2 separate regions of the Homo sapiens genome follow, and region 2 is linked to region 1. Evidence: read pairs that join two places in POLR2A ChIA-PET (ENCODE). Cell type or tissue: OCI-LY7. All regions are shown on one strand. Each heading gives the region's core, and the rest is flanking DNA. Links, peaks and the distances in the headings are about the cores only.

The links. ChIA-PET counts read pairs that join two places held together with the same protein. Peaks named below come from ENCODE experiments on the same cell type or tissue, not always from the same donor. Only the 100,000 strongest peaks of a DNase experiment are listed, where the experiment ranks them.
Region 2: POLR2A ChIA-PET joins it to region 1 with 5 read pairs; 17 of 35 experiments call an interaction of 5 or more read pairs at or near these places.

The regions. Positions count from the first base shown.
Region 1 is chr1:207,035,067-207,047,314 of GRCh38, reverse strand. It overlaps YOD1 (YOD1 deubiquitinase), which reads left to right. Exons shown (of 2, transcript NM_018566.4): 2 at 1-3,466. LOC124904826 (small nucleolar RNA U13) reads left to right here and starts at 8,515; the gene lies at 8,515-8,621. It also overlaps a transcript of PFKFB2 not described here. RefSeq lists a silencer at 7,497-7,791. In OCI-LY7, for the core only: no CTCF peak of the experiment used is centred there; no DNase peak of the experiment used is centred there; H3K4me3 peaks cover 563 bases.
Region 2 is chr1:207,305,498-207,318,025 of GRCh38, reverse strand. LINC02942 (long intergenic non-protein coding RNA 2942) reads right to left here. Exons shown (of 4, transcript NR_186170.1): 4 at 3,845-9,559. All of the region lies in intron 1 of LOC107985251 (a long non-coding RNA gene), which reads left to right. Among named protein-coding and RNA genes, the nearest start is that of CD55, 9.9 kb to the left of the region's middle. RefSeq lists an enhancer at 613-1,442. In OCI-LY7, for the core only: no CTCF peak of the experiment used is centred there; a DNase peak (open chromatin) is centred at 7,955; H3K4me3 peaks cover 905 bases; H3K27ac peaks cover 1,145 bases.

The DNA.
Region 1 (12,248 bases), core at 1-8,000:
CAGATGACATTTCTTGAGTACCTTTTGTGTGCATAGTTATTTTAGACAATATAAGCTGTTATGGTCAGCATAACTTAAAAGTGTTTAGTTTTCTATTTTACTGAGCCTTAAAAATAGCACTGATGAGCTTATGATACTTAATGTTTGGCAATCATAATGTGTTCAAATTAATGGGATTGAAAATCTCTCCACACCTGACTCTCATCTGATCTGGATGGTTTTGGTTTTGTATCTTTTTTACTTCTCCCAGAAAATACTAAATTTAAAACTGTAAATTAAGAATATACCACTAGATAACAATTATCAAATTGAGCTTTATGCATCATTACTCAGAAAGCTTGCCTTCCTTTCTTTGCTACTTCAGGACACAGAGTTGACATTTGCTTACTACAGCTTTAGATCTAGAAGTTTATTCGTGCAACAAATATTTATTGAGTAATTTATACTGTGCCAGGCATGTTTTGATATGTTTCTGTCATATGTTTTGATATGTTCCAACATAAGTTTCTGTCACTTTATATTCAGTATATATTTTCTACAGTGGGTAAATTTAACAAATGGAAAGGAATAGAACACTGATATTTTACAGAATTAAACCCCTTCATTGTAAGGGCTTTGTTTACATATTAAGTGTCAAGTATTTATTCAGGGGATCTTATTTCATTGTATTTTATCTGTTATCTAGGTTGTCCATTTACCGGTTGGACACTGATACTCTGTCAAATTCCTTTCAAAAATGACTCTTTAGTCTGCTGAAATTTAGCACTAGTACTTTAGTGTTCTGATCCTGGAAAATTCAAGGTGAAGCTTTATTTGTGGACCATCTGATTTAATTATTGAGGATTAAAAACCTAAACCTTTGCTCATTCTAAACTCAAGCTTTTAAGCCTCACAGAATTTACAGGGGTTTGCTTTTTGTTTGTTTGTTTTTTCATTTTTTACTGTGCTTATTAAACTCTTGGAATTAGTTATTAAAGGGAGTAAATTCTCATCTTGGGAATTTTGAAAATCTATGGACTTACAACTTTCAGGAGGATTAAATGTCTTAAGTTTTGTACTAGAGCAGAATGAAATCTTTCCTATTCATTGAGTTTTTGCCTGCCATAGAGGAATTTTTTTAAAAATTAAAATGACAGTTTATATTAGTGGCAAAGTGAATAAAGACCTCACTTTCCCACCCCACCCTTCTTCCTTTCTCTTACTTTTCTTTGGATTAAAGGTCAGGTGTAGTACTATGAAGATTCACTCCTGAATAAAGTGATTTCAGAAGCTAAAATTTAACATACCTGGAAATTTTGTGATGTGTTAGCCAAGTGAAGACATTAGTGTGTTCCATCTTTTGCTAATGGTTCATGGTTGATTTCTTCATTGTTTCCCATGAAATTAGCATAGTCAAGTGGTACCCTTGACGCTTGACTGCTGGTCAGTTTGACCCTGTTTTTAACAACTAATGTAGTCATGCCGCTTGATTATTCCATGAAGTCCCAGCAAAATAATAATGAGGAATTAACTAACATTATGTTATCTATCTAATTTGTCTGTGTCCCTAAATGCCCATGCCTAACTTGCTTCTCTAGTTTATTCCTTCTGTGGAGGGATTAAAACGTGGGTGTTGCAAGTTGCCCTAAGCTAAACATAGTTTTCTTACATCTTTTTGGGAAAAAAAATGGAATGGGAAGTATGCAAGATTAAGCAAGAGTGATTTTTTTTTTTTTTTGACAAATCAGGTGGCCTTCCTAAACATACTAAGAATTATGTTCTTTCATGTGTGGAGACACATTTGTTTGCAGCACTTTAAAAAATATATATGGAATAAAAGTTTACATGTTGGCCCTCTAGGGATCTAATTAAGGACATTAAAGTACAATTCTTGAGCTACTAACCATCAGCTCTTCTTAATCAAAGATTGCCATCAGTGTAGAGTGTATCTATTGGCACAACATTCTGGTGTTTTGATAACAGTAGAACTCAATTTCAGTAACTATTAGGAGCATGGTCTGTGCCCTAGCATTAAAAATGTTACTTATTATTATGTGAATATCTTGTATTATTATACAATGCAGTATTCAAATTTGTCCTTGTAGTGCAGAGATGACTGATAATTTCTAAAAGATTCGATCCTTAAAACTTGTTTCCAAGCAGACTTATAAGGAAGCTGATTTTTGAGTCAGAGGCCTTAAACGTGTCATATACAAGTGGCATCATTTTAAGTCCAAAGTGAAACACTTGATTTGAATAAGCTAGTTTATAAACTAAAGCTGTTTTCTTATGTTACAGTATTTCAGCACATTTCATTCCACATAAAAAGAATATTAAGTGTCCCTGGTTGTGGGAGAGTGTTTATTTTTCTCAAAATTATCTAGCATTTTGCTTACAGTGCTTTGAATGTTTGACTTAAAATTATTATTGATGTTGAATTGTAGGGTGCTGATTTAGGTCTTGATTCATACACATTTAAAGGAGGTTGGTAACCCCCTCATGGTAGAGTGAAGGGAGAAAAGGGCCAAGAAGACAAAGTACCACTGATAAAGAAGAGATTGTCAAATAGATGCATTCCTAGTCATGAATTACCCTTTTCCAAACATTTTTAAAGCAATGCCTTTGTGTCAACTCAACCCTTCTTCCCCATTTCTTGTCATAGAATGTAGCATGGCCATAGGTGAAAAAGCTTATCATTAAAGTATGAAACCATGAATTATAAGCATTTTGCCATGATGCCCTTTTATACATATGTTTTTAAAAGTACTAACCAACATATAGGAGTTTAGGAATGGTGAAGATATAATTTGATTAAGTTGTAGGTAAACAGAAAGGATCATCTTAGGCTCAGAATTTCTAATATGATTACATGAGTCTACTTTATAAACTGGTATAGGCTATGTAATTAGCCCGTAAGTTACTTAAAGGACCAGGGGACCTAATTTTTGTCAGTTTTCCAGTCACATTGGTGCCATTCAGGACTCCAGCTGTTTACAGGAAATATGTACTTAGCAGAATAGTATTTTTCCTTGAAAAAAATTTGAATTCAGCCTAAATACAGAATGAATATGAATAGTTTGTGAAAAGGGTTAGAGAACAACAATATTCCTATAGTTTCTGTATTAATGCAGTAGAGACAGAGGTTCCTAACGCAAAAAGAAAACCACAAGTAAAGACCGTCAAATTAGAGCTTTAGAATATGACTTGAAAAAGTAGGGATGGGCAAAACAGCATAAGAAAATATTTTTTCTTAATGCAGATGGACAGTGTTTTCTTGTTTTAAAAATGTTTTGCCTATTTGCCAGCATTTTTTGAAGTAATACACTGCTGCTACCTGGAAGATGTCTAACTTCATTTTCTACAACTCTTATGTGATTTTGCCATTGTCATTAAGATGCATTGATTTTATTTATGAGGTGTATGACTTTAAATATCTAAATGCTGTATTAAGTGACTTGTTTCAAAGGAATAAATGAAGTGAAAACGTTGTTTGAGTATATTTTGGGATCAGGGCAGATATGGCCACTGAACGGCTATTTTACTCAATATACATATTATCAAAAGCTTACCGAATCTTTAACTAAGGTACCAAAATCTGCCAAATATCACCCTTTAGGCGGACTCAATGAATGAGACAGGAGAAACTAAGGTATTTCTCCTTAACGAAAGGTTGAAATTCCCATTCATTGACTAAATTTTTTTCTAAATCCAATCCTACAAGTTGTAATTCAATATTTGTTGCTGACAAGTTGTCAGTGTGGAAAGGCTTAATATTTATTTTCTAATAGACTGCAATCTTTGTGAACTTAGATCTGTTTGAAAACAGCAACATCACTATAGGAGGGTTTATTTCATCTTTGGCAATGTCAACATTTAAACATGTATTTGAAGCAACCCTGTGGCTATTACAATTGGCCAGAGTTCAGGTTCCCTAACTAAACTAAACTATTTAACCCATTCTTTCTCATTGAAAGCTTTAAAATTATGGACGTGGAAGTATAATAATATCTAATCAGTTTGTACAGCAGCATAAAATATATTTCTGGGGGTCAGTGTACATCCAACATAAGAATAAGTCAAGCCAAACTTCACATTACAAGGTTCATAAAGAATCGGTTGGGTTGTGTGATGGAAGCTTATTGAATGATTAATTGTGCCCATAAAGCAATGCTTCCCAAAGTTGGTCATCACATTACCTGGGAACTTGTTAGAAATGCAAGTGCTCAGAAGGACATCAGAAATTGGTGAGACCCAACAATCAATTTTAGTAAGCCCACCAGGCGATTCTGATGCATGATTTAAAAAAAAAAAAAAAAGTTTGGGAATCGTGGCTATCACCATGGTGGTTTAAATGAACCATTAATCAACTTGCGAGAGATCTCTTATGGCTTATACCAGTTTTATGTCCTTAGCCTCATGCAATTCATTTTCACTCACCACTTACAGTTATTAAGTTTACAGATAATGTAAATCCAGAGAAGATTTGTAGAACAATGAATGACAATTCAAAAATCTCAACAAGCCAAAAAATCCTAACGTTGAATATTCCTAAATGTGAAGTCCTGCCCTTGAATTCTAAACAATCCATTATGTGAGTTCAGCATGAGGGAAAACCTGGCTTTATAGTTGGTTTGACAAAAGACGAAGCAATGGTACTTAATTCTAATTCTGATCCGAATAGAGTACTATGGCTTAGGTTGCAAAAATAGCTGCATTTTAATACTTGAAAGAGCAGGAAAAAGGAAGCAATAGTCTTTTTTTTTTTTTTTTTTTTTTTTTTTTTTTTGTGAGACAGAGTGTTGCTGTGTCGCCCAGGCTGCAGCGTAGTGGGGTGATCTCGGCTCACTGCAAGCTCCGCCTGCCAGGTTCACACCATTCTCTGGCCTCAGCCTCCCAAGTAGCTGGGACTACAGGCGCCCACCACCACGCCCAGCTAATTTTTCGTATTTTTAGTAGGAATGGGGTTTCACCACGTTAGCCAGGATGGTCTTGATCTCCTGACCTCGTGAACTGCCCGCCTCAGCCTCCCCAAGTGCTGGAATTACAGACGTGAGCCACTGCGCCTGGCCGCAATAGTCTTAATGTTGGTCATGTTGCATTGGAGGTTTGGATGTGGGTTTTACCTGTAAAATGTGGTGAAAAACAGGTTTGATGGCCGTCTTGGAGGCTGAAGAAATGAGGGGGAAAAGAAGAGATTGACATGTTAGCTAACTTCAAATTTTGGGACATGTATAAAAGATGAATTAGATTTATTCTCTGAGGCCCTAGAGGAAAGAACTCAGACTAAAAAAGGATAGATATTGTTGCAAAGTAAACTTACATTAAAAACCTAACAAGAATGAAAATGAAAGCTATCAAAATACATTAGTAATGGAGGTAGTCTTTTGCATGAGAAATAGTGCTAGAAGTCATTAGGTCCCTATCATCTTAAAATCTGTTTTACAGATGCTAGAGAGAATGTGGAGAAATAGGCACGTGTTACACTGTTGGTGGGAGTGTAAATTAGTTCAACCATTGTGGAAAACAGTGTGGCGATTCCTCAAGGATCTAGAACTAGAAATACCATTTGACCCAACAATCCCATTACTGAGTATATACCAAAAGGATTTAAATCATTCTGCTATAAAGACACATGCACACATATGTTTATTGCAGCACTGTTCACAATAGCAAAGACTTGGAACCAACCCAAACGCCCATCAATGATAGATTGGATAAAGAAATGTGGCACATATACACCATGGAATACTATGCAGCCATAGAAAAGAATGAGTTCACGTCCTTTGCAGGGACATGGATGAAGCTGGAAACCATCATTCTCAGCAAACTAACACAGGAACAGAAAACCAAACACTGCATGTTCTCACTCATAAGTGGGAGTTGAACAATGAGAACATATGGGCACAGGGAAGGGAACATCACACATTGGGGCCTGTCAGTGGGGTGGGGTGTAAGAGGAGGGATAGCATTAGGAGAAATACCTAATGTAGATGACGGGTTCATGGGTGCAGCAAACCACCATGGCACATGTATACCTATGTAACAAAACTGCACGTTCTGCACATGTATCCCAGAACTTAAAGTATAATTAAAAAAAAAAAAAAATCTGGCCAGGCGCGGTGGCTCATGCCTGTAATCCCAGCTTTTTGGGAGGCCGAGGCAGGGCAGATCACGAGGTCAGGAGATCGAGACCATCCTGGCTAACACGGTGAAACCCTGTCTCTACTAAAAATACAAAAAGTAGCCGGGCGTGGTGGCGGGCGCCTGTAGTCCCAGCTACTTGGGAGGTTGAGGCAGGAGAATGGCGTGAACCTGGGAGGCGGAGCTTGCAGTGAGCCGAGATAGCGCCACTGCACTCCAGCCTAGGCGACAGAGCGAGACTCTTGTCTCAAAAAAAAAAAAAAAAAAAAAATCTGTTTTAAATGCTAGTTATAACTACAAAAAGTAAAACGTAGTTTTTTTCTGTCCTCTTTACCATCCCATTAGAGCTTAGAAAAAGAGTGGCTTGTGCTCTTAGTTATGTGGCGAAGGCTACAAAGCAGGACATGTATTTGGCAAAGTGTATACTTACTGGATGGTAAGTATCTATGCTTATCTTATATCTTTAAGCCTGAATGAGACATTCAAGAACAGAAAAGCAGGCATTTCAAATATATTTTCTATTTTGTTTTGACTTGGATTGTCTTTGTCTCTATTTTGTTTATAAATTTTGAGGATGTTTACCAGACGAAAACAAGACACAAACATATTCCCCTAAGCCCACTGAAACTTTTATGATTTCCTCATAAAATGAATTCAAGAATTCCTAAGAAACTATTAATAGCTCTCAAAGAATGAATAGCCTTCTCTCTCTTTGCTTTAGTAGCTGCCACTCTTTTAACTTCTCTGCCCTTCTGACCTAGAATTCCTTCCATACACGAAGTGAAGTTTTCTGATCTTATTCCTGTGGCATTTCTCTGTATTCACTTGGAGGACTTCATTAGTGAATCTTGAGGTATTGGAGCAGATGTCATAATGACTTGGCCATGTTCTAAAACCCTAAAGATGGCCCTGTTGAATCACTGCAATAAGCCGAAAAGCTATTAATCTGGAGTTGTTTGGAGTTGCTGCTGACTCAGGAGTCAGGTTTGAAATCAATACCGAAGTTAAGTACAAAATGTAGACAAAATTATTCCCAATAACCCTTACCTATCTCACTGAGTGTATAGACATCACCATAACTTGTAAGTCCAACACAGCTAGTCCCCACGCCAGTGCTGGAAGAGGTCATGCTCACTCCTATGGTGCAGCTCTCTGAGGTCCCAACCTGCAGTGAGTGTGGCTCACTAGAGCACATTAATTGGTGGACCCTGAACTCTGATGCCTGTTCTCCTTGTTCTCTTAAGCTGTCAGAAGTACCACTCAGCCTCTCAGCATCTCAGCCACCCATTTTGGAACAGACAAATGTCTCCAGAGGAAAAGTGGCTGGCCTCAAATGTTGGACACAACACACCAGACCTATCCTCACCTTGATCCAGGCCTGTGTCCTTAGTGCCTGCCAAATTCTTCACTATCTTTTTGGCTCTACACTGCAAACAGCAGGAGAGTTTGTCTGAATTACCCAGTCCAGCATTCCTGGAAGTGGAAGTCCTCAGCAGCACCTTTCCTAAGATAATCAAGAAACAACTACCATAAAAGCGTGGGGTTTTTTTTTAAAACATGTAATCTTGGAAATATCAGGTATGAAACAAATGATGTAATAATTTTTCTGTCAACAATGGAGGAAAGAAGGGTTTCGTAAGAATTTGTCAGGGTTTATTTAGAACTGTCCAATAGGAAAAGTCACTTTATCAAGTAACCATAAATATTTTTCTAACACAGTTCATTTCCATTCTGTCGGATATTTATATTGAATTAAATGGAAATGTCCTTTTTATGGAATAAGAATCTATTTTTAGAGTCTGTTATGTAGGACATTTCATAAAATTACTATTCCTAATTATGGACAAAATTTTACAGTTACTGGAATTCCAAACTTTCTTCCACTATGACTTAACTGTTTTGTATTGGGGTTGATAACTCTTTCTCTAATGAATTTTATTGGATTGAATTACCTCTCCTAGAGTGTTAATATTATGGAGTACATTGATCAATTTGAGTTTTTAAACCTACAAAACTAAGGAGCAGATTTTGCATTATGTTGACATACTGCCAAAGTTACCCTCTCATTAGGTTCATCCTTTAACATCCAAAGATCTAGCCTTGTTTTTCTTACTCTTACAATGAAGATCAAGAAAATGATCTTGAATTTGGCTAGGAAAAGCTAAGGTAATAACTTATCTCGGAAAATTGTTAAATGGTTTAACAAATCCTCATTGAGCTTTTACTTATTGCAAAATATGGTGTCAAATACCTCAAGATTGCAATAATATTAATTCATTTAATAAACATTTCTGAATGCTAATGTCATACCAGGAACTTCCCTAGGTGGTGGGTATAATTTGGAGGGAAAGAAAAAACAACACTACAAAGAAATAAAAATACAAGTGCTATGAGATCCTTTTGTAGTTCATAAGTGTGATGATTGGGGTTTTGCACTTATGTGTGGGATGTGATGACTCTCTCAAACCTTGTTATGACATCAGCACATTACCTGTCTGATGTGAAAAATAAATACAGATGCTATGAAAAGAATAATTGGGTGGGAGAATCGAATTAAAATTGGTGAATCTGGGAAAGACTTTGAGAAGATGACATTTAAGCTGAAATCTGAAGCATGAATAAGAACTAATCAGTTGAAAAATAAAATCATTTCAAATAGAGGGTACAGCATTTGCAAACATGATGTTGCAGAAGGAAATGAAATATTTTTCAGACCAGTCTGGTCACAGTATGATAAACAGGAGAAGGGGACATGAAATAAAGTATTAGAAGCAGGCAAGGATCCAGATTTGCAGCATCTATAAGCTATATTAAGCATTTCCTCGAATTCATATTTAACAGGCTTTATTTGCTTATTTTATGTTTGTGCTCATAATTACTTTGTAAACTCCACAAGGGCAGGAACTAGTTGTGACTTTTGTTATTGCTGTATTCCTAACACCTAATAAGGGGCTGGATCTACAATAGACATTCGATATATAGTTGAATGAATGAACATGTGAATGAATAAAGTCAATGAAGTTTATTCCTGTAAAGGAATAAAGTTATCCTAAGATCATTGGGAGGATATTCAAGCATTTTAAGGAAGGCATCAGATTGATGTTCCTCAAAATTTACTGTAACTGCCCTGTGGAGAAGAGATTGAAGAGGGCGGAGTGGAAGTGGAGTACCAGTGAGGAGGAGGCTACTACAGTAACATATGGAAGTGATGACGGTGAGCATTATCATAGTTAGCATTTACTGAGTGCTCACAGTATACTCAGCACTCTTCATGTATTATCTCATGTAATCTTTACAATAACTCTATAAGTTATGTGCTATTATTATCATCTCTATTTTATAGATATGATTACTGAGAATTATAAAGTTTAAACTGCCTCAAGGACAAACAGCTAATAAGTGGATGATGGCTTGGGCCATGTAGATGTCAAGAGAAGAGGATAGATGTAATATATAATTTAGAGATAGGATCTCCAAGAATTGGTGATGTGGAATAATATTTACTCAATCAACTGGTAGGAAAAAGTGACATTTACTGATTCATGGAAGATGAAGGGGGGAAGTATTTGGAGAGAATAGAGAAGAAAAGAGTTAAGACATGTTAAGTTTGAGATGTTTGTGAATCATGTGAAAGCAGAGATCATGTAGGCATCTACAGGTCTGAAGTTCAAAAGATATATCTAAAGACAAAGACCTAAATTTTGGACTTGTTGACCTATAGATAAAAGCTGTGTGGATGGAAGAGAGAAGGTAGAGAGAGTGTATATAGGGAGGAAGACTCAGCACCAAGCTGCAAGTAACTCCCAACATTTAAGGAGCCAGGTAAGGGAAGAAGAACTAGCATTTAAAAGTTAGTTGAAGAAAGAGCCACCAAGGATAACTGAGGGTTCAGGAGAGATTAGAGAAGCAAGAGAACTTTATGTCATGGAATTCAAGAGAAAATAGTTTTTTAAAAAAACTGAAAGTGGCCAGCTGTGTTGGATGTTATAGAAAGACAAGATAGAGAAGAATTCAAACAGTCTATAGGATTTGGCAAACTGGAGTTCATTGATGACCTTAGCATGAGCTGTTTTAGGGGAGTCAAGGAGAAAGTAGCCAGATAGAAATGAGTTGAAGAGTAAATAGGGATGTCTGGTTAAAGATAACAAGTTGAACATATTCACTAACCTCCACTCTCCCAAAACTTCAGTAAAATGATAGTAATGGAATTACACTCAAGGACAAAGAGATAGTGGGGTAAATAATAGCAACAACATTTCGGAAGTTAGTGAGCTGCTAACTTTCAAGTAATTTTTAACAAATTAGTTAACAAGCAGTTGGATGTGTGGTAACTGACAGCAGATTTTAAAAAGCTGATGGGAATTATTTTAGGAGAAAGGTCAAAATGATGATGCAGGAGAGAAGGTTACAGGGATAGAGTTGGTGAAATGAGATTCAGAGCACACACAATGGATGACAGGATTTTATAGGAAAAACATGGTTTTTGTTGTTGTTGTACTGACAGGAAAAAAGAAGAAAATGGGTGCAGAGGAAGTTAGGTTTGTAAATTTGGGGATGGGAATGTGGCATTCCTGCCTCTTGACTACTGTTGTCATACTGAAGCTTTCAAAATTGGTGACAAAGTTGTTATATGAAAATGGAGTGAAAGAGAGGTAGACAGTTTATGGAGAGAGAAAAAGAGTGGTCTCAGAAAATGGGAAATCCAGCTTCCTAGAGAAAAGTAGTAATTGCCTGAAGTATAAAGTACCCATTTGAGGTTGTTACTCATGAAGTTATAGTGGTACTAATCTGCCTGTTATGCGATCAACATAAAGATGTTAGTGACTCAAAGGAATCCAGTAACACCAAATCAAAAGCAAGAGCAGGAAATGCTGACATGTGGAGTCAACCATTAAATGTGACATTTCTGGGAACCAAGACACCAGCAGGTAGGAGACAAGTGGTTACAGTCTATTCAGTCTGCCATGCTTAGAGTTTTTGCCATGTGATATAGTGTGAATGTTCTGTCCCCTCCAAATCTCATGTTGAAATGTGACCTCCAAAGTTGGAGGTGGACCTAGTGGGAGGCGTTTGGGTCATGGGGGCAGATCCCTCATGAATGTCTTGGTGCTGTCCTTTTGTAATGAGTAAGTTCTAAGTTCTCACATGAGATCATGCCCAGCCAAACCCCTTTTCCGTATCAATTACTAGGTCTCAGGTATTCCTTTACACCAATGCAAACAGACTAACGTACTATGTGATAAGTGTATGTTCCATGGCCCTGTCTATTGTTAATAATGAGTCATTATAGCAAATAAAATAAATATTAATAAATGTATACTGAGTACGCATGTTAGCACCTCCTTCCTCTCTCTTGCTCCCTGTCTCACCGTGTGACACTGCCTGCTCTCCCTTTGCCTGCTGTTACGATTGTAAGCTTCCTGAGACTCTTACCAGAAGCTTAGCAGATGCTAGCACCATGCCTGTACAGCCTGTAGAATCATGAGCAAAACAAACCTCTTTTCTTTTTTTGTTTTTTTTGTTTGTTTGTTTGTTTGTTTTTAAGACAGGGTCTTGCTCTGTCACCAAGGCTGGAGTGCAGTGTCATAATCATGGCTCACTGCAGCCTTGATCTCCCGGTCTCAAGCCATCCTTTCGCCTCACCCCACGAGCACCTGGGACTGCAGGTGCGCACTGCCATACCTGGCTAATTTTTGTACTTTTAGTAGAGACAGGGTTTTGCCATGTTGCCCAGGCTGGTCTCCAACTCCTGAGCTCAAGCAATCCCCCTGCCTTGGCCATCCAAAGTGCTGGAATTACAGGCATGAGCCACCATGCCAGCCAAACCTCTTTTCTTTATAAATTACTAGGTCTCAGGTATTCCTTTATAGCAATGCAAATGGACTAACACACCTTGCATGTGCACTTAGAGGGAAGGGAGGTGCCTAAGTGGGGAGGTTGTACTGAGAAAGGAAATCATAAACTAGCCTCTGACAGTCAAAGAGATGACCACAACAGCATGCAAGAATGGAGAAGGAGAGAACAGATGAGTCAGGTGAGCTGGGCTGTAATTAGTTTCCACAGAGTCTGGTCATCAAACAGGCATTTACATACTAAGAGCAATGACACACATACCCCCTCAAATGATG
Region 2 (12,528 bases), core at 2,996-10,995, 270 kb before region 1:
TATACAGAAACCCACTAAGTGTCAATACTTGTGTTTGAGAATCTACAATCTAGTAGGGAGGTTTTCCATGATAAATGCTATACAAATATCACAACCAAAGTGGTATGGGGCTTCAGAAAGGAAAGAAGGGAGTGTGGTAATTGGAGCGGGGAAGGCTAAAGGCCCAGTGATTCAACTAAATATGACAAGTGTCAATGCAATAGGGCAAAAATAGGAAAAGAGATGAGATACGAACAAAGGTTTGGGGTCAGTCCTGTTGATTCCAGGAATAGTAAGGAGTTTAGTTTAGGGAGAGTATGGAGAACTGAATTGAGGCAATGGCAATGGAACAAGAGGGTAAGAGAGGCTGGAAAGAGATTTGAGAGAGCCTTAAAGGCAAGGCCTGTGCCTTTTACACCATTCAGAAGCATTAAAGGACGGTTGACACTTGTAAGGAGGAAGCACCTGGGTAATTTGGAATTTGCATCTAAGATGCTGGAATGGGAATGGCTGTGTAAGCAAAGATCCAATTTAGCTAATTACAACAGTCCAGGTGTTTAGAGAACAAAAATGTCTTTTAGTTTTAAAATTAATAAATCTATATTAAGGAGTTCCAGTCCTGTTGCTCTGTAAAACTCCTGACACAATTATTATAGACTTTTGAATTTCCATTCCTGCTCTGACCAAACAAGTTTCAAAGTAATAAGCCACAGAATTTGGCAACTGATTAGATAAGGAACAGTGGGGAAAAAGATGTTGAAGAGGACTCGGAAGTTTGGAGTTTGTGAGATTAGCAGCCCTATTTAAAAGAACTATCCATATTCAGCTTTACACTTGTTGAATTTCAAATGCCTTGGCAGAGTGTCTACGTGGAAATGTCCAGCATGCGATTGAAACGGAGGCAAGATTGAGGTGGAGTGGGTAGAGATGTGACTGCAGGCAAGGTTTGAACCAAGGGAGCATAGCATGTGGAAATAGAGAAGCCCAAGGTGTGAGACTTGAGGAGCCCCACGTTAGAAAGTACAAATGACAGAGAAAGGGAAAGGAGAAGGTAGTGGAAAGGAAAGAGGATTGTGCAATTTCTTGAAAGCCAAGGAATACAAAACTGTGAGCAAATATTATCACCCTCATTGCAAGTGAACCAGCTGGTGTTTAGGGAAGTTAAGAAACTAGCCCCAAACCACATGGCTTGCTGGCAGTAGAACTAGTGCTTAGGATCTTAACACCTCTGTTAGACTGGCCAGGCAACATTCCTCCAGAAAATCTCCCTTGCCATTGCATCATACCTGGTACCTTCCTCTATGCTACCAAAGTATGTAATGTGCCTATCTATGCCTCACATCTGAGGAACCAGTCTATTTCATATTTACATTCTAACTCAGCCTAAATTTATTGCCAACTTATCTTAAAATAGCCAATGGGCGGGGGGTGGGGGTTGGGGGGAGCTTTATATTGAGGCATTTTTGTCATGCAGCTGCAAATACAGGTAATTCTGCTTCACAGAATAAGGGTATTTTTTAATAAATGAAAACAAATGAGTGGACTCTCCCATTTCTTATACATGAGTTCTTCAGGAATTCACTAATCAAGGTATCAGTGTATTGCAGCAGACATAGTAGTTTTTTTTTCACTAGGTGCAGGTTCAGCAGGACCTGGGAAAAAGTGGTCTAATTCCATGTGACATGTTCACCTATGAAATGGCATCCTGCCCTGCAGCTGACTTCCCTGTGTGTGTGAGAACAGGCTCAGCAGCCAGGGGGAAATGCAATGCTTGACTTATGTGAGCAAATATTTATTTGCCAAGATCTAACTTTCTGAGACAACAGTGAATTTTTGCTACCTCCACTTTGGAGGTAGGGGCAGGAACAAGAAAATGTGTGTGTGCACACATGTGAGACTGTGTTCATGTGTGAACTTCAAACACAAATTTAGGTTTTGCAATAGTAACATTATTTATAGGAGCAATTGGGAAGGTTAGGAATCTTGTAGCCTTTAGCTGCATGACTCCTGAGCCATAATTTTTAATCTTGTGGCTAGTTTGTTCATTTTAGTATGTGTGTGCAAGAATGTGAGAATATGTTTGCATGTGAGAGTGTATGCATGTATGAGTGTGTAAGCGTGTGTGTGCATGTATGAACGTGTGTGAGCATGTGAGTGTGCATATATGAATGTGTGTGAGCATGTGAGTGTGCATATATGAATGTGTGTGAGCATGAGAGTATGTGCATGTATGAATGTGAGCATGTGAGAGTGTGTGTGCATGTATGAATGTGAGCATGTGAGTGTGTGCATGTATATGTGTGAGCATGAGTGTGTGCATGTATGAATGTGTGTGAGCATGTGAGAGTGTGCGTGCATGTATGAATGTGTGTGTGCATGTGTGTGTGTATGAAAGTCTGAGCATGTGTGTGCATGTATGAATGAGTGTGCATGTGTGTGCATGTATGAATGTGTGTGAGCATGTGAGTGTGTGTATGAAAGCCTGTGTGAGCATGTGTGTGCATGTATATGAATGTGTATGAGCATGTGAGAGTGTATGTGCGTGTATGAATGTGAGCATGTGAGAGTGTGTGTGCATGTGAGAGTGTGGTCCAGCACCCAACCGCTCTGAAACACAAATTTCCCACTTATAAAACAGGTGTAATGATATTACCTCATAGAGGTTTTGTGAGGAATAAAGGAAATAATGTATGTAAAGCATTTGGCCCATTGCTTGGCACACAGTACTCTATAAATATTAACAATAATGAATGATCATGGGTGATGACATGAATGAATGTTTCCTATAACAAGACTTGGCCACTTTTCATGAAATCTATAAATACAGCCATGTCATGACATACAGTTTTAAAATTCTGTAAAAGCAATATGAAATTCTCATGTATTAGCAATGTGGAGATCATTTAGTTGTTTTCCTTATTCTTTCCCCACTCAGTAGTATTTTTCCTTTAGCAAAGATTAGGTCATTTACCAAGATTCAGAATTGTATAAACATTGGATTCTTTACCTCCAATGTAGTCCCATCTGCAGTTTGTTTCCCTTGATTTAACAGCTTGCAAGTTAAGCAGATTTACAATTTAAGCTTACTAGAATTGCACAAGGGTAAGGAGGGAAGAAAGAAGAAATTTACATTGAAGGGATCACCTTCCATTGATACTCTCACTTTGAGACTTAACCTTGGTTAACCATCCAGCAGTGCCATGAGTAAACTATTATTACTTACAATTGCACATGTTGGGACAGGTTCAGAGGGGGAAATGATTGGATAAAACAATACAGATGGCAAAGCCAAGCAAAATTTGAACCCAGTTCTGGGGAGATTTAAAATTATGCTCCGTCCACTCTACGTGTTACCTTTTATTTGTTGGTGCATAATGAAGACTAAAGCGTTCCTCGATCTTTCTCAAAGTGTTCATCGGTGAGTATTTTCCTAGCACTGTTCTTTCAGATGTCAAATAAAATCCATTTACCTATATGATGATCATTTCTCTAGGATAAATAGTACTTTCTCATATAGCCAAATGTTCTGCTATGAAGAAGGTAATTTACTTCAGACAAACAATAATTGCAGGTTTTGTTGAAAACACTTCTGTTTTCTCAAGTCCCCCATCTGATACCACCTCCTCTACTACTTCTGTGACATCCTTTCCCCCTCATGTTTCCAGACCATGTGGCCTCATTTTGATGTCATTTAGTCCATTAGCCCAAAGGTCTATAATAATTATGTCAGGGTTTGTTTGTGTGTGTGTCAGGTTTGCATGGAAAAGAACCAATTTAGAAACTTCTTACATAACAGAGACTTACCATATGACCTTATATTTCCAAGTATGGACCCAGGAAAAATAAAAATGTCTACAAAGATTTGTACATAAATGTTTATAGAAGCTTTATTTATAACAGCTACAAGCTGGAAACAATTCATAAGTAGCTGAATGGTTAAACAAATTGTGGCACTTCCATACAATGAATACTACTTCACATTAAAAAGGAACAAATTAATGATACACACAATAGGGATGAATTTCAAAAACTTGCTGAGCAGAGGAAACTAGGCACATAGAGTGGATATTATATGATTTCATTTATATGAAGTTCCAGAACAAGCAAAATCAACTTATGATGATAGAAATCAAAGTAATGACTATCGGGAGTGGGGAGTGCAAGAGGGTAGGAGAATTTACTGCAAAATGGCAAAAGGGAACTTTTGGGGGAAAATGTTCTATATATTTATTGGGGTAGTGGTTACATGGTGTATACATTTGTCAAGACTCGTGAAACTGGATAATTTGAATGTTTCCATTTGTTTTATGTAAATTATACCTCAATGAAGTTGATTAAAAATCATAAAATGGAATCAAAGGTCTCAGATGTGGAGTTGGTGGGCTTTGGCAACAGTGAATCAACTGGGTTATGTGTCAAGAATAGCACAACCAAATACACCTTTTCTCGTTTTGCCCCCTAATTTTGTCAATCAGTTTGAAGTAGTGTTAACCATGGATGTGAAATAATTTGAGCCCATAAAGAACAATATCAATGGGCTTTGCTGACTTGCAAAACACTGAGTTGTTATATATATGAGAAAATTGGCAAAATCACAAAACAATTATAAGCATATTGCATTAATCATTTGATGTGGATAGTGTAACCTTGGTTGTTTACTATATTCTGAGAGACACAGTGTTGAATCAGAATGCTCACCAATTAACAAGCCATCCACAGGAACTTCTGATGCAATTTCCCATGAAAGGAGAACCAAGGAGATTCTTTTCTCCATACTGTTTGATCCCAGCCTGTTCTCACTGCTCCATCTGAAGAGCTAGTGATAGGTTCTCAGAGCTAATGAGGTAATTTTATGGATCTTTTCCACATCACCTCTCACCTGCTCAATGAATCCCCACTAAATCTTGTGCCAGGATAATGTGGCAGACAGAAATAATGACAGCAACAATTTAGATGAATGTAGGACTTATCATCTCTGGGGAGTTTTTCACTAATATCTCACTTAATTCTCAGATCCACTCTGTGAGATAGGTGTTATTATTAACCTCTAAATGAATTTCAGTGATTCTCTAACAAGTCCAAAGTCATACACCTAATAATAATCAGGGTAAAGCATGAACCCACATCATCAACTGCAGGTTTTGTGCTTGGCCCATCACACCACCCACACTTCACAATAAACTACAAAATAAAAAGCAGATCCCTGCAAGCACCATATTTTAAAGGGTGTTGTGTATTTGGTCTGCTCACTCCAAGCACCGGATTTTTACTTTGTCAGTGGGTAATGTAATTGCCCAACAGATTCTTCTTGCCCACTGTCCAGATGGAACTGATTTATCCAGATGGGAATTACAGTAGACAAAGTTTAATACATGTAGAGCTGGCTAAATTGGAGACTGGAGTTTTATTGTTACTCAAATCAGCCTCCCCAAAAAGTCAGAGGCTAGGATTTTTGTAAGACAGTTTGGCGGGTAGGGAGCTAGGGAATGGGGAATGGTGATAAATTGGGTCAGGGATGGAATCACAGGGAGTCCAAGCTGTCCTCTTGCATTAAGTCAGTTCCTGGGTGGGGGCCACAAAACCAGATGAGCCAGTTTACCAGTCTGGGTGGCACCAGCTGGTCTATCAGAATGCAGGGTCTGAAAAATGCTTCGAACACCAATCTTAGGTTTTACAACAGTAATGTTATCTATCAGAGCAATTGAGCTTAGGAATCTTGTGATCTCTGGTTGCATGACTCCATAATTCCTAATCTTGTGGGTAATTTTGTTAGTTTTACAAAGGCAATCTGGTCCCCAAACAAGGAGGGGATTTGTTTTGGGGAAGGCTGTTATCATCTTTGTTTCAAAGTTAAACCATGAGCTAAATTCCTCTCAAAGTTAGTTCAGCCTGTACCCGGGAATGAACAAGGACAGCTTGGAGGTTAGAACCAAGATGGAGTTGGTTAGGTCAGATTTCCTTTACTGTCATAATTTTCCTATGTCATATTTTTCTCACTGTCATAATTTTTGCAAAGGTGATTTCAGTAATATAACTGGCTCAGATATATCTTTGTAATAATGTCTACAGATTCCATTAATTCAGAAATTTAAAAGAATAAGGTGCATTAAGAGAATAATTATACCCATGCTTCAGAATTTTACCAGTTAAGTTAAAATACATGTAAATAAATTTAAATGCAATATAAAATACATTCAAGTGTAGATGTAACGATAATGTCATTCTGCGGCCAGGTGCGATGGCTCATGCCTGTAATCCCAGCACTTTGGGAGGCTGAGGAGGGCAGATCATGAGGTCAGGAGTTCGAGACCAGCCTGGCCAATATGGTAAAACCCCGTCTCTACTAAAAATACAAAAATTAGCTGGGCATGGTAGCGGGCGCCTGTAGTCCCAGCTACTCAGGAGGCTGAGGCAGGAGAATCGCTTGAACCTGGGAGGCAGAGGTTTCCGTGAGTCGAGATTACACCACTGCACTCCAGCCTGGGTGACAGAGTGAGACTCTGGCTGGAAAATTAATAAAAACTATAATGTCATTCTGATGTTAATTACTAAACACTTGTTATGCCTGCTTAGATATTTTCTGCACTATAGTTACTTCCCATATATCATTATCAGTTGTCCTTCAGGGACAGTGTGGTTAAAAATAATCACTCTGGTGACTCACTAAGGTTTTGCAATTTAACCATTTCATGCCCTCTTAAATAGAAGTTATGTTTAAACTGTTTACTTCTTTCATTCTCCATTGTTTTTCTTAAGATTTTTAGCTGGAAAACCGGCCTGAGGAGGTAATCCACAATACAGAAAATTGATTTTGAGCAAAGAGATATTAGGCTTATATAAACAGAGATTTAGAATGTGCTTAAATATCCAACTACACAGGAATGGTTAAAAACCTTTTAGTACATATATACACATTATTAAGTATTATGCAATTATTAGTTATGTATACAAATAAATTTGTAATGGAATATGAAATGTTTTATTAAAATGTTTAAGCAAGGCCAGGTGTGGTGGCCCACGCCTGTAATCCCAGCACTTTGGGAGGCCGAGGTGGGCAGATCACAAGGTCAGGAGATCGAGACCATCCTGGATAACACGGTGAAACCCCGTGTCTACTAAAAATACAAAAAAATTAGCTGGGTGTTGTGGCGGGTGCCTGTAGTCCCAGCTACTCAGGAGGCTGAGGCAGGAGAATAGCATGAACCTGCGAGGCGGAGTTTTCAGTGAGCCAAGATCGGGCCACTGCACTCCAGCCTGGGCGATAGAGTGAGACCCCATCTCAAAAAAAAAAAAAAAAAAAGTTTAAGCAAGAAGAAAATTCAATTGTAACTGTGTATTAACATGGAAACAAAGTTATTCAAAGAAAAGACTGAAAAATGTTTTATTAAAATGTTTAAGCAAGAAGAAAATTATATCTTCTATATATAATATGATAATCAATTGTAACTTTGTATTAACATGGAAACAAAGTTATTCATAGAAAAGACTGAAAAAAAATAACCAAACTAAGGGTATGTGAATAAGTTTGCTGATTTTTTTCTTTGTATATTTTTTCCATATTGAGCATGCTTTATTGTTACATCTAGAAAGCTTTACTTTCATTTTAAAAGAAATCCTGCCAGCCAATTCATAATCATAATAGTTAAGTATTTGATTATGCTATGTTGTAACTTATTGAAACCTAGAAACTCATTTTTTCAAAGCAGATACTCTTACTTGAACTTTTTGAAATTTAATTCCCTTTTAATTATATCTAGCCTTTGTAGTTTGAAAAACTTTTCTCCTTGGTAGAAAGATAAAATGCAAATTGTTTCTGTAAGTCCTTGTGGGACTTCTCATCCAGGATCCAGCCAATTCCACTCTCACTTACCCCAGGCTAGTTTGAGATTTTGATAAATCTTATCCAGACTGCCACAATAAGCCGTTACTTGTTCTCTTCCTGTCAGCTGATTACATGTACAATGTCCAGATTAAGTGCACATGCTCAGCAATCACTTCCCGTTTTCACAAAATAAAGTCCAAGCTTCTTAGTCTGCTTTCAAGGCCATTTATAATTTGTTATTAGGCCTTTCCTGCTTTGATCTCACAGGTTTTATTTGTGGATGAACAAAATGTGCTATGCTCTAGTCAAATTACCTTCCTCGCTGATCCCTGGCATGCTATGGTTACCACCTCTGCGTGTTGATTCACTTACAAGGAATGCCCTCCCCAGCCAGCTGGTCCAATTAAATGCTTCCTTGGCTATCAGTCTGAAGGGTTTGCACTCTCTTCTGATCTCCTAGTGTAATACAGCAATTTCCCCTAAAGTATGCTTGCATTAGTTTGTGACATCTCTTCCAGTATTATGTTGAACTCCTCCTTAAATCATATAAGGTTGTTTAGCTCTGTTTCTTCTTCCCCTCAATTAGATTATAAAGCAATCTGAGACTCCCTCGCCTTCTGCTTGGACTGGAATCCTACCTCCCTCTCTTATGAGCTCCATGACCTGGACAAGTTACTTCATTTTAGTGTGCCTCAGTTTCCTCATTTATATAATAAAATGGAGATAATAATGTCTATCTCATAGAATTAAAAGAGATAATATGTAAAGAACTTGGGACAGTGCCTACTGTACATATAACACCAATTAAATATTAACTGCCATAACTTATTAGAAGGTATTTTAATGTAAGGATTATGTTTCATATTTCTTTATATCTTCCACAACAGTTGGAAAATTTTACTAGGGACTGATGAGTAAAGATTTATATATTTGTTGACTGTTTTATTAACAAGATTAACTTTTGTTAATAAGACTATCCCAAGCAGGCAAATCTTGGGGACTTTATTAATACTCTATGATGTATCAACATTGTATTATGTGCTGTGCATACATTCTTTTACTAAGCATTCACAATAATTCTTTTCCCACATGGCTTTTATATGTGGTTTTAAAAATTTAACTTTAGACTATGTATGCATATGCATGTGTACAGGCAATTTAAAAAGCCAAATAGTACTTTAAGGAAATGAAACAGTAGTTCCCCAACCCAACATCCCTCCAAAAAGTAGAAATATTCAGTAGGTATTATCTGTTGACTTCCTGTTATGAAGATTTTAATTTAACTCTCTTAACACTCCCACATCCTTCCAGCATAATTAATTGCAGTTTGAAATTAACATTGTATTTATTGTATTGGTACTATGTAAAAATTGTTAACAAGTTAGCATGTAGTGTATTATTAATTTCCTTTTTTGTACCAAATTCTTTATACTTTTAGTTGGTAATTGCCTGATTTTGTTGTTTTCTCATTTTTTTAATGTACCTTTTGCTAACTTTGCACAGAACCATATACTTCCTTGAAACATGGTCAAAAACTTTAGACAAACTGTGAGTTCCACTTTTTTCCTTCTTCTTTTCAGAGTACAAACCTCTTGTAGTTCTTCATTGTCATTCACCAGTCTGGACTTTCTGTTACATCATCCTGAGAATTACCTTGCCTCTTTAGTTATTATTGTTGGATGCCTGGCTTCTTGAACTCTTGTCTTCCTTTTCTTATATTTCTCCGCATTTCGAAGGTGTGTATTCTCCAATAGCTTCCTGGAAAAAAAGGGGCATGGGGAGGTAATTTTCTTTTTTAGATTTTTTTAAATTTTGAAAAGGCTTTTATTCTGCCTACAAACTTGATCGATAGTTAGTCTAGGTCTTAAAATCTAAGTTGAAACCATTTTCCTTAGGATTTTGAAGGCATTTCTCCAATTGACATCTAATTTCAGAATTACTTTCAGAATATTAATGTCATTCTGATTCTTAATTCTTTATGTTTGATTCACTTTTATTCTATTGAAAGTTATGGTTTTGTCTCTAAACTTGGAACTCCGAAATTTTAATCACAATGTGCCTTGTGTTAGTCTGTTTCCATTCACTATGCTGAACCATTCAGTCTAGAAATTTGTGCCTTCCAATTTTGGAAACTATTATTATATTATTATTTTGATAATTTTTTTCAGTATACTCTTTTTAGAACTCTTATTAGTCAGACTGTTAATCTTTTTTTTCTTTTTTTTTTTTTTTTTTTTTTTTGAGACGGAGTCTCGCTCTGTCGCCCAGGCCGGACTGCGGACTGCAGTGGCGCAATCTCGGCTCACTGCAAGCTCCGCTTCCCGGGTTCACGCCATTCTCCTGCCTCAGCCTCCCGAGTAGCTGGGACTACAGGCGCCCGCCACCGCGCCCGGCTAATTTTTTGTATTTTTAGTAGAGACAGGGTTTCACCTTGTTAGCCAGGATGGTCTCGATCTCCTGACCTCATGATCCACCCGCCTCGGCCTCCCAAAGTGTCAGACTGTTAATCTTAGAACTCCTATTAGTTCTCTAAACCTTGTATCTTTTCTATTTTTGTTTCTCATCTTGTTATATTTTCTTAAAATTTCTCAACTTTTATCCAGTGCTTCTGTTGAACTTTTATTATTGCTGTAATATTTGTAATTTCCATGAGCTCTTACTTATTCTCTGAATGTTTTTAACCAGCATTATTTACTCATTTAACATATATAATATCTTCTTTTATATGTGATGATATTAAATATACAGGATTTTGCTTTGTTTTGACGGTGGTTTGTTTTCTTCTTCTGTTTGCATTGTCTGTCTTCCGAGTTTCTTTTTGTCCGTGTTTGTTAGTTTTGTTCTCTGTATTTCATGTTGGAGGCCTCCTCAAGCATCTTATGATCCATAATGTTTCCTTCAATATTTACAAATGAGACTCCAACAAGCTAGTTGTAAACTGTGTGTGTTTCCTGGTTGGCTTCAGTGTAGGGTTATTGGGTTGGGAACTTGACAGTGTGGGAAACAACCCCATATGTTAGCATCTAAAAGTATTTTCTCTTAGTCTCATTCATTTCCCTAAAAAGAAATCCTCTGAAGTCTCACCTGGAATGGAACAGAGAGGTATAAGCCTGGCTACCAACATTCTGGGATCTTAGTCTCACCAGGGAGTTACAGGTCTCACCATTCAATGTTTGCCTTTCCTACCCTTCTTCTTTCACTGTCAGTTTTCCTAGAGTTGAGAACTACTCTGATTTTGATTTTTCCATTTAATGCCCCTTGCCTCTTCTCTGGATAGGAGAAATGGCAAAAACCTTCTTTGTCAAACAGCACTTCAATTAGAAGCAAAACCATTAGTGCTTTGTGCGCACATTGAGCAACTGGGATCCTTCAGGATTGGCTGCTCTCGAGAAAGAAAGCTTCCCACGGGTCACCACACCCCACCCCACTACTTTATCCACAGGGAAGCAGCTGTATCAAATGGCCAATGGTCCTAGTTCCTGGCAGAAAGTAAAAGCATGATAATAGTCTCCTAAATGCTCTGCATATGAGAAGCGTCCTTCAGGTCTGTCGACTTTATATACACTTTCAACTGATCCTCCTATTTTCAGTTTAATTCCTAATCTCCAAAGGTTCTTTGTGCCTCCAATTTCTGAGCCTTTCTGGGGTTCTGCAGCATAAACAGACTGGCTACAGGCAGGAAGGTTTTAGCTTTCTACTTTCTGCTAAATCGGTAACAATTCAAACACCTTTCTGCATCTCCTCTGCCATTTATTCTTTTGTGTTTTTATGCCTTTAAAAAATTATTTTTAATTTTAGTTAAAATGACACTGTAATTTTAGTGGCATTTTGAGAAAGAGTGAAAATAAATACGAATAGTCACTTATTTTTTCAACAGAAGTCACTATATATATATATACATATACTATGTATATGTGTTACTGCTTAACCATTTCATGAAATGCTCTCTATTATCATCTTAAGAACAGAGACTCCTTTATCAGCTATATGAATTTAGCATCTGGCTAGGAACTTTGGAAAAACTGGATATGTCAAAATAGAGAACAGAAGTATATGTTGAATAATCTTCTTTGCCCCTGGAATAGAAATACCTAGCAAATAAGGCAAACTGTGAATCAGCTTTTCCCTCTTAAATGGCTTAAAGAGGGGGCTCTTCTTAACCAAAATGCTACCTAAAATGCAACAAAGTACATCAACATATGTCTTTTGCAAAGCCAATTAACTTGTAATTTATATTTTTAAAAATATTCAGATATGACTCATGTTTCTTAATAAAATTCCTTGACAAAAAGTGAATTCAAGGCCCAGGGTTTGCTGGAGATAACAATCCACCTGGTAAGACATGGATTTAGACTAATTTTTAATCACTAATTTTATGTTTTCCATGTTTAATATGTTTAATCACTAATGTTTATCATGCTTCTACTTTGTGCCAGGAACTAGGACCATTGGCCATTTGATACCGCTGCTTCCCCATGGATAAAGTAGGGGGTGTGGTGGCCCATAGGGAGTTTTCTTTCTCGAGAGCAGCCAATCCTGAAGGATCACAGTTGCCCAATGTGCGCACAAAGCACTAATGGTTTTGCATCGGATTGAAGGGCTGTTTGACAAAGGTTTTCGCTATTTCAAATACGTAACTGGAGTCTAAGTTTCCAAAAGGTGCTCCCAAGATAAAAAATTTCTGTGATGATATCAGCTTGCACTTAATGGACAAACCAGATTCTTTG